3 separate regions of the Homo sapiens genome follow, and regions 2 and 3 are each linked to region 1. The links are chromatin contacts, found by Hi-C or POLR2A ChIA-PET in ENCODE. All regions are on one chromosome and are shown on one strand. The core of a region is the stretch at or near the end of the contact, and the rest is flanking DNA. Distances in the headings are between cores, read along the strand shown. Region 1 holds the start of KDM2A (lysine demethylase 2A). Region 2 holds the start of TOP6BL (TOP6B like initiator of meiotic double strand breaks). Region 3 holds the start of TMEM134 (transmembrane protein 134).

Region 1 (3,912 bases), core at 891-3,390:
CTACTTTAAAACTGGAGGGTGTGGTGGGGGGAGAAAATACTAACCAATCTCTGGCTGTAACGAATCCTTTCTTCTTCGGGTTCCATCTCTCACTCTTCTGTTGAAATTACTGTAAAGAAACCACTCCAGGGCTGCCTTCCTCTTCCTCCTTAGGAACCAGATTGCAACACTAAAGAATAATGATATAAGCAGAAATGAGAACTCATTCTCAAACTTGTGCTTTCTGTTCACGGAAAGGAGTATTTAAGGTAAGTGTTAAAGGCTCTCTGAAAAATCAGGTTCCTCTTCATGAGTTTGGGACCTTTCTGCTCTTGGGCAAGTGGTTCCATGTCATGTTCAACATTAATCACATTACAACTGTCGGAGGCCTAGACGAAACGAGATGTTGGTTTCAGTTCCTTGTGGAAGGGCCACACCACCAGTTTCTCCCCACAGGATTACAACTAGCAAGGATCTCCTTCATGGCAGCATCAGCAAGAAAAAAAAAAAGCCCAGGACTTTTATCTCCAGAGAGCTGACCAGGTGAAGCACCACTGAACTAATCCAGATCCTAACCAAATTAGTTCTCTCTCACCGGTAATCAGAAACTAAAGGAAAGAAGGGCAAACTGACTATGTAAAAAGAGGACAAAAAATTAGGATTTAAATGACCCCAAAACAATTTCCCATACCCCTCCTGTAAGGCCGTGCACAATCGTCGCCTTCCTTTCTAGACTCCCCGGATCTTATCATTCCCAAATCTACCCTCCACCCCAACACAAGATGTGCACAACTCTGAAACAAATTTCAGAGGTGCAAATCAAGGACCAAAATTCCATCTGATCTTTTTGGATAAAGTAATAAAATAAACGATTGCATCTAAGGATACAAGGAAAATACATCTTGTCCAAAAATTAAATAAAAGACCGGCCGGCGCGACGGTCAATCCGTAATACCAAGAAAGGGTTTTCTTTTTTCTAAATATTCTCGTGGATAATGGCTTCCATTGAGAACACAGGTTCCCCCCGTTTTTGTCACTACATTACAGCCACGTTAACAGCATCCTTTCAAAACTGCTACGAGACCAGAGGACCCGATGACACAGTTTGCAGAGCAGTTAGAGGCAGAGCCCTCCCGGAGGAAGCCCTGGCCCGAAGTCGGGAGGGAAACCGTGCTTGCACCCCCTGGGCGACGACCGCCTGGGCATGGAGCAGCCAGGGCCGGAGAGGAAAAAGGGCGAATCTCGCTGGGCTCCCCCAGGAAAAGGCGTTTCAATGGTTCACCCATCGGAAAAAGAGATAGAAACTTTGCATTCAGTCTTTGGATAACACAGTCAACCAAACTTCCAAATGAGGGGGGGGAGGGGGAAACTCACCGGAGATTCTGCTCTTGAGTTCTTGTCCAAGTGAGAAGTAAAAGATTCCAAAGCTGAGAGGAATAATTAAATCCCAAACGTCGTCTTCGGTTTTTCCGTGGATCAACCCAGTATCCAGAGAGGGTCAGAGCGACCAGGAAAAGGGAGCAAACAGTTGCTGAATCAAACCTTCTCTTCTGGCTTTGGAGACCGGGAGTCGGAGGCGTCAGGAGAGAGGAGCGCGACCCCTCGGCGCCGAGCCCGGGGCGCCCCCGCCTCCCCCAGGCCAGCGGTCAGCAGCCCGGGCCCGAGCCCCGGGCCGGCCCCGGCCGCAGGGAGCGCCCTCCTCGCCGTGCCCTCGGCCAGCAGGGGCTGGTCGCCTGCGGGAGCAGCGGCCGATCAGCTGAGACCGGCCGGCCCGAGGCTCCCCGCGCCGCCCCGGCCCCCCGGAACGCGGGCCCCGGCCCCGGGGGGCGGACAGGGCGGGAGCGGCGCGGCGCGCCGGGATGGGGGCCCTGGCTCCCCTCGCGTCTCCCCCTCAGGTCTGGCTCCGCGCTGCGGGACGAGCCCCCCGGCTACTCCCCAGTCGCAGAAGAGGGATTCCGGGGGATGGGCCCCCTGGCGTTGCCCCTCCTCCCGGAGCGTCCCCTGCCCAGGAAAGACAGAGCGGCCACGGGCCCAGCCGCTGGGAAGGTGCTCCGAGAGCCGCCGCCGCCGCCGCCGCTGCCGGGGAGGGGTGTTGTTTCCCTCACACAGGAGGAGCCGCTGAAGCAGCCGCCGCCATTTTGAACCCGTCAGACTCTCACATACACACAGCTCCTCCGAGGCGCACTGCGCAGGCGCCACCTCCCCACCCCTCCTCCAGCTCGCCTCTCCACCCCCCCACCCCCTTCAGGCCTCCCTGCGCTTCTTACCGCTCTCCCGGGCGCGCGTGAACGCGCACGCGTCACTCCCCTCTAACGCGGACACACCGCCGGCGCGCGCACGCGCGGATGCGTCGGCCTCGAATCGCCCGCGCCCCGCGACGCCGACGCGGCTCCCTGCGCCCCCTCGCGTCAGGCCGCCCGCCCTCCCTCCCTCCCGCCAGCCCGCCGCCCCCGCTCCCCGTCGGCGTTCTTCCAGGGCTCGGGCCTGGCTGGCTGCTCGCGCCTGCGCGCAGGGCACCGATCCTCCTCCGCGCGCCCTCCCCCCACACACCCTCACACACACTTCGCCTCTGCGACCCCGCCCCTCGCGGCCAGCTGTGCTGGCCGCCCTCCCCCACCCCCCTGGGAGGGTGGTGACCCCCGACCCCCCACAAAGCACATCACCCCCCCCAAGCAGTGGGAGATCTGCGTCCCCTTCCCCTTCAACCGCCTTTGGCCCCAGGCTGCCCGTCACAGTCACACAACCTGAGGGCCGGGAGGCCTGGGCCAGGGCAACCGATACCCGCCTCAAAGCAGGGTCTCCCGGGGTCAAGCCGCCGGGCTGGGCCCGCGGGACCTGGGCTCCCGGCTCAGGCCTGCCCAGGGCGAGAGGGCGCAGGGAAGGGGCGCATGGCCGCCGGCTGCCCTCCCTTCGCGTGCCGGCCGGTGGGCCGAGGCCGGCTTGCCCGCCATTCCCGGGCAGGCCCCGGCGCCGCCGCCACGGGGCCCGTCTGCCCTGGGCCCGGGGGCTCCTCGGTGCAGCGGCCTGGCCCCGCCTCACCCACTGCTCGTCGCTCCGAAGGGGCAGGAAACAGGAGTAGCATGTCTGTCCTGGGCTCGGCTCCCCGGGGGTGCTGCAGGCGCTTAACAAGGGCGTCCACAGGTACCAGGCGCAGAAGCGGTCTCCGCGACGGCCCGGGGGCGGTGGCGGCCGGCGCGCCCACCGCCGGCCGGAGGCGCCCGGCGAGGTGGCCCAGGAAGCCCCCGCTCCTCGGCCACGCTCAGCTTTCCGCCGCGCCGGTGCCCCCGGCGGCCCGGGTGGGACGTGACCCCGCCCCCGGCGAGTCGGGGCGCCCCCCACGGAGGGGTGCGCGGGCCGCCCCCGGCCCCCGGCCCGACCCTGCCGCCCTGGGCCGTGGCGGGCGCGGGAGGCCCGGCCGGGAAGATGTCTCCTGTTGGTGCGCGCAGCTTCGCGCGGGGGTCAGCGACGGGGCAGCAGCCGCCCGAGCTGCGCCGGCCCTGCCCACGGACCGACTCCCGCGGCCCGACAGCTGCCCGACGGGCCAGCAGGCTCCGAACGTCGACGGAGCCCGGCCGGAGGTACCCGAGCAGTGCCATGCGAGCAGCCCAGCCGCGATCCGGGCATTTCCCCAGCCAATCTCTTGCTCTGGGGCCCGTTTAAATTCTAAATCCCACAAAGGACGGTGGCTGGGGCGTTACACATCGGGGTTGGCACTATTGGCTCCACTACGCCCTTGCTGAGCGGTGTCACACAAATCTTTTTCTCCCTGCCTTGGTTTCCCACTCTTTAAGCTCTGACTCCTGGAAGCAGGGAATGGAGCAGAGAGGTAGGGCATGGAGTGAATCATATAACCTGCATAAACAGCCATCAACTCTTTCAGGAGGACGTTAGCGAGACAATTAAAATAATGATACCTTCTAATTCTATCAAGGC
Region 2 (3,912 bases), core at 510-3,009, 370 kb after region 1:
GATCAGGCTGGTCTTGAACTCCCGACCTCAGGTGATCCGCCTGCCTCGGCCTCCCAAAGTGCTGGGATTACAGGCGTGAGCCACCGCTAATTTTTGTATTTTTTTCAGAGACGGAGTTTCCTCATGTTAGCCAGGCTGGTCTTGAACTCCTGATCTCAAGTGATCTGCCCGCCTCGGTCTCCCAAAGTGCTGAGAATACAGGCTACCCACCGCGCCCGGCCAACTCCCATTATTATTCATGCAAACAGATTCTCACTTTTACAGGGAGGCAACACAAGGAAAATTATTACCCCCTTTTTAAAGGCAGGGAGATCTGGGAACTAAGATCCTCATTTGTACCAGTTAACAAGAATGGTTTCCAGGTACGTGTAGAGTCTAACTATTCCTTCACACGTCCTCTGTTACGATATTCCCATATCGGGCCGGGCACGGTGGCTCACGCCGGTCCCAGCACTTTGGGAGGCGGAGGCGGGCAGATCACTTGAGGTCAGAAGTTCAAGACCAGCCTGGCCAACATGGTGAAAACCTGTCTCTACTACAAATACAAAAATGAGCCAGGTGTAGCGGCGTGCGCCTGTAATCCCAGCTACTCGGGAGGCTGAGACAGGAGAATCCCTTGAACCCGAGAGGCGGAGACTGCGGTGAGCCGGGATCACGCCACTGCACTCCAGCCTGGGCGAAAGAGCGAGACTCCGTCTCAAAAAACAAACAAACAAACAAACAAACAAACAAACCCTAAAGATATTCTCATGTCGGTATGACAGCGCAGTTGGGAAAAGAACACTGGCCTATGAGTCAGCGCCCTGGGTTCTAGCCTAGGTTCGGTTATTTGTAAAATGGAATCCCGCCGCCTTCTTTGATGACAACAAACAGGCAGGACGCCCGGGGGTACTCTCTCAGGTGCCCTCAGAGCCTGTGCTTCTGTCACCTGCCCAGTACCCCTCACAAACAGCAGCTCAACGTCCCATTGGGCACCGGCCGTGAAAGTGGGTAATGAAATGAGCACACGGGGCGTGGCCGGCGCCAGGCGCTCAGTGCCGTCTTCCAGAGCAGCTCCCCGAGCACAGGTGTGGCCTCTGAACCTCGCCCTTCCACGTCCAGCTGCTTCGAACCCAGAAACCTGCACCTGCACCGGGGCCTAAAAAAACTCTCCCTCGCTCCCAGTCTGCACTGGGTCCCTCCTTGCCTCTGTCCTGGCGCCCCGACTCCCCCCACCCCGCCCCGCAACGCCAGGGCTTGCCCCATTCCTTTCCTTCTTTCCGCGCCCCCTCCCAGCACCCGGTGCATGGAAGGCGCTGGGCTCCGGCAGGCACCTCCGAGGCTGCGTCAGGCTCTGCCCCTGGGTGTCCGCCGGTGCTCGGCAAACGCCGCAGCTTTCTGAGCCGTAGGCTGGAGAGAGGGCGTCGTTCCCCCACAGAGTACCCCGCGAGCGAGAGCCCTCATCTGCTCCTACTTCCTCGCTTCCCCGTGGGAGACGGGCCTCGATTCCCGAACCTTCCTCCTTCACCTTAGGCGACGCCCGACCCCTCTGCCCAAACTTCGCGGTCTCCTCACAAAGCCCGTCTCCTCAGAAAGTGTCCTCCGCTTTCTCTCCCTTCCCAGCATCACCTCGAACACGGCCACGGCCGTCCCCTCCATGCCGCGCAGGGAACAGCGGCAACGCCCAGTCGAAGGGTACCCGCCCGCCGCCGCCGCCGCCGCCGCCGCCCCCTCCTCAGCCCGGGCTTGGAACTCCGCCAGTGCCCACGCCCGAGTCCACGCCCACGCCCGGCAGCGCGAGCCCATCCCTTCCCGCGCGCGCGCCTGCGCCCGCGCACGCCCCGCCCACCTGCCCGCCGCGCCTGCGCACTCGACGCTGCAGGGCCCCGAGACCGCGAACCGCCGCCGGGAGCCACCTAGAGCCTCTGAGCGCCGCGGGTGCCAGTGGGCCCGCAGGTGGGAGGTTCGGGGCGGGGAAGAGCCCGCGAGAGGCGGCCAAGGCTGGAGGTGAGCGGGAATGAGGCCAGGCCACGACTCCTCCCTCCTCTCAAAGATAGTTTCCCACGGTGGCGGCGAGATGCGGCCCTTGGCCCTAATCCGGGCTTTGGCCGCCCTTCGCGCTTTCCAGGACCCTTCCCTCGGCCGGGAGGGGCGACGGTAACGGCGCGGGGCTACCAAGCGGGTTCGTGACCCCTCCAACAGCCTTGTCTGCGGCGGGGGCTGCCCCAGGCCAAGCCCTGGGTCCCAGACTTAGCAAAGAAAAAGACGGCCAATTAAAATTGAATTTCATATAGACAGCGAATTTTTTTTATAACCATACACATATCTCGGCAATTTTTGGGACATATACTAAAAAATTACTAATCTGAAATTAAAAACGACGCCCTGGGCCGGGCGCAGTGGCTCACGCCCGTCATCCCAGCACTTTTGGAGGCCGAAGCGAGTGGATCACCTGAGGTCAGGAGTTCGAGACCAGCCTGGCCAACATGGTGAAACCCCGTCTCTACTGAAAATACAAAAATTAGCCGGGCGTGGTGGCGGGCGCCTGTAATCCCAGCTACTCGGGAGGCTGAGGCAGGATAATTGCTTGAACCTGGGAGGCGGAGGTTGCAGTGAGCCGAGATCGCGTCATTGCACTCCAACCTGGGCAAAAAGAGCGAAACTCTGTCTCAAAAAAAGAAAAAACGACCCCCCGTCTTTTACCTTACAACCAGCCCCAAGCATCTCCCAGCCTAATCCAGGGGGACCAGCTTCCCCCGCAAAGGTGGGACCTGGGAGTCGACCCCTCCCTATCCAGGCCCCTTTCCACGTTTGACTGCACTGAATGTGCCAAGACCAGGAGCTGGCTTTTCTGGGCTCTGGCTGACAGGAGAAGCTCTGGGGTTTTCCAAGTGCATTCCTGGCTGGAATAAGGAGGTCCTGCAGAGTCCCAGCTGCTGCTCTCTGCCAGGTTCCGGGAGGGGCATGGTGACAGGGGCTTAAGCCTATAACTGCTGGTGATCTGACAGCCAAAAGAAAACCCTGATGAGAGATTCCTGCCTGGCAAAGAGTTGCCCAAGGAGAAGGGTGGGACAGGGTGTTGGCTGCTTTCCTTCAGGAAAAATTCTTCCACCCCAGCTCCAAGACGCCAGGATTGGACAGAACAGGCTGGCGAGCTGGCAGAGTGCCTGCCCAGTACACAACCTTGGTGCTACTCCAAAGAACATTGTCTATCGAGACCTGAATCATACCCTTCTCGAGTCTATGCTCAGCGCTCCTCCCCATTCCTCCCCATCTCAGTTGCTCACAGGTAGACCTATTGGAGCAAGGTAGCTTTTATTTCTGGAAAATCCATCGTAACCATCAAACTTGATAAACAGCTGGCATTTGAGGAATCATTGGAGTCTTCCTTTCATTCCCCCCACACCCCCCGCAGAGCTCCCCATCCCCACCCCCAGTCTCTTGTCCTTTTTCAGAAGAGGAGTTGCCAAGGGGAAGGGACCAGTAACATTGAATGACTGCTTGTTGTCGGACCCCACTAGCTCTTTACATAAATGATGTCATCCTCTCAACTATCTTGTAAGAAAATTGTTATCGTCACTATTTTATGGGTGAGAAACCAAGGTATTGAGGATGGTTCTTTAAAATATTTCCCATCGTGGCCGGGCGCAGTGGCTCACGCCTGTAATCCCAACACTTTGGGAGGCCCAGGTGGGTGGATCATTTGAGGTCAGGAGTTCGAGACCAGCCCAGCCAACATGGTGAAACCCCACCTCTACTAAAAATACAAAAATTAGCCAGGCGTGTTGGCATGTGCCTGTAGTCCCAGCTACCTGGGAGGCTGAGGCAGGAGAATTGCTTGAACCCGGGAGGTGGAGGTTGCAGTGAGCTGACATCACACCACTGCACTCTAGCCCGGCTGACAGAGTGAGACTCTGTCTAAAAAAAAAAAAA
Region 3 (3,912 bases), core at 1,413-3,912, 350 kb before region 1:
CCACTCAGGAGAGCATCTGTGGTACCCTGTGAAGTCATGAGTGCGTGTGCCCTATAACCTGGAAATCCTACCCCAAGGGGAATTCTCCCACAGTCCATAAGGGGACAGCAGGAAGATGTTAACTGCAGTGATGCCTGTGATGGCGGGGTTGAGGCCAGTTTGAGTGTACAACACTGTGGAGGTGAGGTGGATCATAAAGGTGCTAGACACTCAACATGGTACAACATGCATGTAGCCTGTAGAAACAATAAACAAATGCATATGGAAAACAGCATCGAGAGCAAAAATGTAAACGTGTAAGTAACAGAACTGAATTTTCTGCATGACATCATGTTTGTAAATTGCAAACACATCCACATAGGAGACAGTGCCATACATGGTACAGAGCCAGGCAGGCTTTAAGGACGCCGACTGAGCATGCTGACATGGGTCTGATGGAAGGCAGGGGAGAGGAAGGAACCTGGGAAGTGAAAGAGGGTAAGTGAATTAACATAACTCGAGAGGGGCCTTATTCATAGTGTTGATGTGTAACAAACAGAAGTAGACTTGACTCAGCTCTGTACATGAGGCCATAAAATGAACATGAGGCCGGGTGTGGTGGCTCATACCCAGCACCTTGGGAGGCCGAGGTGGGCAGATCACGCCTGTAATCCTAGCTACAGGGGAGGCTGAGGCAGGAGAATCGCTTGAACCCAGGGGGCGGAGGTTGCAGCAAGCCGAGATCTTGCCACTGCACTCCAGCCCGGGTGACGGTGCGAGACTCTGTCTCAAAAATAATAATAATAATAATAATAATAATAAGGCAGGGCACTGTGGCTCATGCCTGTAATCCCAGCCTCCTCGGGAGGCTGAGGCAGGAGAATCACTTGAACCCAGGAGGTGGAGGTTGCAGTGAGCTGAGATCGCACTCCAGCTTGGGCAACAGAGCGAGACCCTGTGTCGAAAAAAACAAAAACAAAAAAGAACTCTTGACTAAGGTCCATAAAGCTCTCAAGGCTCTGGGGCCCATCTACTCCTCCCAGGCTCATCAAGTCGGCCTGCCCCTTTCCTTGCTGCTCAGCCACACTGGTTTTCTCACATTCTTCCTCCACAGGCCAAGCTCCTTCCCACCTCCTGGCCTTTGAACGTGCTGTTCCCTGGTGCCAGGAAAACACTGAACCTTGCTTTTCTCACAGCTGGCTCCTTCATCATCGGCATTCCTGCTCAAATGTCACCTCTTGGAAAGGTCATCTTTGAGTACGAAATCTAAAGTCAGTTTTGCATCACACAGCACTTGAAACTGTCTCATTTTGCACTGTTTTATTCACCACTGTATCTATAGTGCCCAAAACAGTGTTTGGCCCTAAATAGATGCTTAATAAATACTTGTGGCAGAAATGAATGAGGGGTTTGCCAAAGTCCCAAGTACTTACAAGTGGTAGAATGGGGATTTGAAACCAGGTCCACCTAATTCATAGAGTACTTCTGCTCTTCCACCCCCACCGCCCCCCACCACGGTTCATTTTTTTTTTATGGAGTCTTGCTCTGTTGCCCAGGCTGGAGTGCAGTGGTGTGATCTCCACTCACTACAACCTCTGCCTCCAGGGTACAAGCGATTCTCCTGCCTCAGCCTCCCAAGTAGCTGGGATTACAGGCACTGGTCACCGTGCCCAGCTAATTTTTGTATTTTTAGTAGAGACTGGGTTTCACCATGTTGGCCAGGCTGGTCTCAAACTCCTGACCTCAAGTGATCCACTCTCCTTGGCCTCCCAAAGTGTGAGCCACCGTGCCCTGCCAAGAGTTCAGATTTTATTCTAAGTGCAATGGAAAACCAAGGGAAGGTTTTTTTGTTTGTTTTGTTTTGTTTTTTGAGACGGAGTCTTGCTCTGTCGCCCAGGCTGGAGTGCAGTGGCTCAATCTCGGCTCACTGCAACATCTGCCTCCCGGGTTCAAGCAATTCTTCTGCCTCAGCCTCCCAAGTAGCTGGGACTATAGGCATGCACTACCACGCCCGGCTAATTTTTGTATTTTTAGTAAAGACGGGGTTTCGCCTTTTGGCCAGGCTGGTCTTGAACTCCTGACCTCAAGTGATCCACCCGCCTCGGCCTCCCAAAGTGCTGGGATTACAGGAGTGAGCCACCGAGCCAGGCCAGCAGCAAAATTTTTAAAAAGGGTTTTCAGAATAACACACGCAGATAAAAAGATTTGTTTTAAAAGATCACTTCGGCTGCTGCGTGGAGACTGACTGGAAATTGGAAGACACATAAGCTCTCTGAGCCTCGGTTTCCACATTTGCAAAAATGGGGAGAGCACCCCTCCGGTGCGGGGCTGTTGTGAGTAAGGTGGGGAAACAGTTCCCAGGAGTCTCCTTGGCACTCGAGGAACAGGCTGCGGTGCAAAAGGCCCTGTCAGGGACCTGGAGGTTGGGGCGTGGAAGCCCCTCCAAGCCCCCGCACATACACGCCTGGGGGATGTGTCCGAGCCCGGCACGGGCTGTCGCTTGCCATGGCGGCCACTGAGTGGCGTCACGGGGCGGGCGCGCTCCGTCTGGAAGAGGCTCCCACCCATCAGCCCGCTCAGGGCTCGGCAACTCTGGCCTGCTTAGGGCGGACGGGGGCGGGACCGGCGCGTGGGGCGGAGCCAGGGTCGGAGGGGCGGGGCATGCGGGGGCGGGGCAGCGGCGACGCTGGGTGTGTGGGCGCAGATGGCGGCGGCGCACGGCGCCTGAGCGGGCCGGGGCCATGAGCGCCGCCCGGCCCCAGTTCAGCATTGATGATGCCTTCGAGCTGTCCCTGGAGGACGGGGGCCCTGGGCCCGAGTCCAGCGGGGTCGCGCGCTTTGGGCCGCTGCACTTCGAGCGTCGGGCCCGGTTCGAGGTGGCTGACGAGGACAAGCAGTCCCGGCTGCGCTACCAGGTGAACCGCCCGGCCCACCTAACCCCCTGCCCCCGGCCGGACGGGACCCCAGGCCGGGCCCCAAAGGCCTCAACTCGGGGAAGCATCTGCCTAGAGGCCCCAGCTGAAGCGCGAGACCGCCCCCCCGCCCCGCGGACGTGACTCTTGATCCAGAGCCCTGCCCAGGCCCTCCCGGTTCCCATACCGGGCCCCAGCCAGCCGGGAAGAGCCCAGTGCCCGGGCCCGGGAGCTCATCCCTCAGCTCCAGCTGGGGAACCCAACCGGATTCCCCACTCATCCTGGCTACTCGCACCTGGCCCCCGCTGGGTTGGGGGAGCTCCTCTGTATCTGAACCAGACCTTGCCCCACACGCAGGAGCATCCCCTGTGCCCCAGGCCAGCTAAGCTGATGGGAACCCGCACGCCTTTCTCTATTCTGAAAGCCCTCTCCCTAATCCCACCACCACCCCTAAGAGCTGGAGCTCCTCTCACATGACCAGTCCTTGCCCACCCTTTGGCTCCCACTAAACCAGAAAAACCCATTTTCCCAGAAAACCTCCACCAACCCTAGGCTGCTTTTCTTGGAGACCTGGACCAGAACCCTGTGCCTTGAACCTGGGAACTCTGGGCCTGGCCTTTCCTGGCACCCCAATTCCCAAGCTCCCATTCTAGGCCACTGAATGAGAGCTCCACCCTAACCCAAAGTTGGGAGCTCTCCTTTCCCTGGGATCTATGCAGGCTCCTGCTCCCCAAAGCCCTGGCATCCACCCACCTCCTACCTGGTTTCTGTGAATCACCAAACCCGTTCTGCGGGGAGGGCAGAGGGCCAGGTGAACAGCTGCCAGGCGGCCAGGCAAATGGTTGTGTAGGCCTGCTTTTCTCTTCCCGGGAGGGAGTGAGGAAGGGCCCCAGCCCAGCAACCCCCCTGAGACCTGTGTTCTGCAACAGAACCTGGAGAACGATGAGGATGGAGCCCAGGCCTCTCCGGAGCCGGATGGGGGAGTCGGCACCAGGTTAGGGCCAGGTGGGGACCCAACCCT

What was found. Hi-C counts contacts between places; a loop is a spot of excess contacts on that map. ChIA-PET counts read pairs that join two places held with the same protein, here RNA polymerase II (POLR2A). Pooled maps may share reads with other maps.
Region 2: a pooled map shows a loop between it and region 1 (8-fold over the local background). The contact joins the promoter of TOP6BL here to the promoter of KDM2A in region 1. A Hi-C loop is called at or near these places in 7 of 50 pooled maps. POLR2A ChIA-PET finds 5 or more read pairs at or near these places in 3 of 52 experiments (Caco-2, T-cell and activated CD8-positive, alpha-beta memory T cell).
Region 3: a pooled map shows a loop between it and region 1 (35-fold over the local background). The contact joins the promoter of TMEM134 here to the promoter of KDM2A in region 1. A Hi-C loop is called at or near these places in 3 of 37 single-sample maps with no recorded cell type and 10 of 50 pooled maps. POLR2A ChIA-PET finds 5 or more read pairs at or near these places in 1 of 52 experiments (A673).

What each region holds. Positions count from the first base shown.
Region 1 is chr11:67,117,491-67,121,402 of GRCh38, reverse strand. It overlaps KDM2A (lysine demethylase 2A), which reads right to left and starts at 2,140. Exons shown (of 21, transcript NM_012308.3): 1 at 1,354-2,140; 2 at 45-169. The coding sequence starts at 86. LOC107984341 (a long non-coding RNA gene) reads left to right here and starts at 3,055. Exons shown (of 2, transcript NR_160735.1): 1 at 3,055-3,912. RefSeq lists silencers at 999-1,088, 1,614-1,753, 1,934-2,003, 2,144-2,583, 2,764-3,043 and 2 more and an enhancer at 2,654-2,703.
Region 2 is chr11:66,742,616-66,746,527 of GRCh38, reverse strand. It overlaps TOP6BL (TOP6B like initiator of meiotic double strand breaks), which reads right to left and starts at 1,759. Exons shown (of 15, transcript NM_001302084.2): 1 at 1,609-1,759. It also overlaps a transcript of SPTBN2 not described here. RefSeq lists enhancers at 901-990, 1,431-1,540, 2,032-2,532 and silencers at 1,171-1,270, 1,681-2,070.
Region 3 is chr11:67,468,001-67,471,912 of GRCh38, reverse strand. It overlaps TMEM134 (transmembrane protein 134), which reads left to right and starts at 2,662. Exons shown (of 7, transcript NM_025124.4): 1 at 2,662-2,894; 2 at 3,821-3,885. The coding sequence starts at 2,721. RefSeq lists enhancers at 2,258-2,437, 2,426-3,050 and silencers at 2,588-2,727, 2,938-3,077.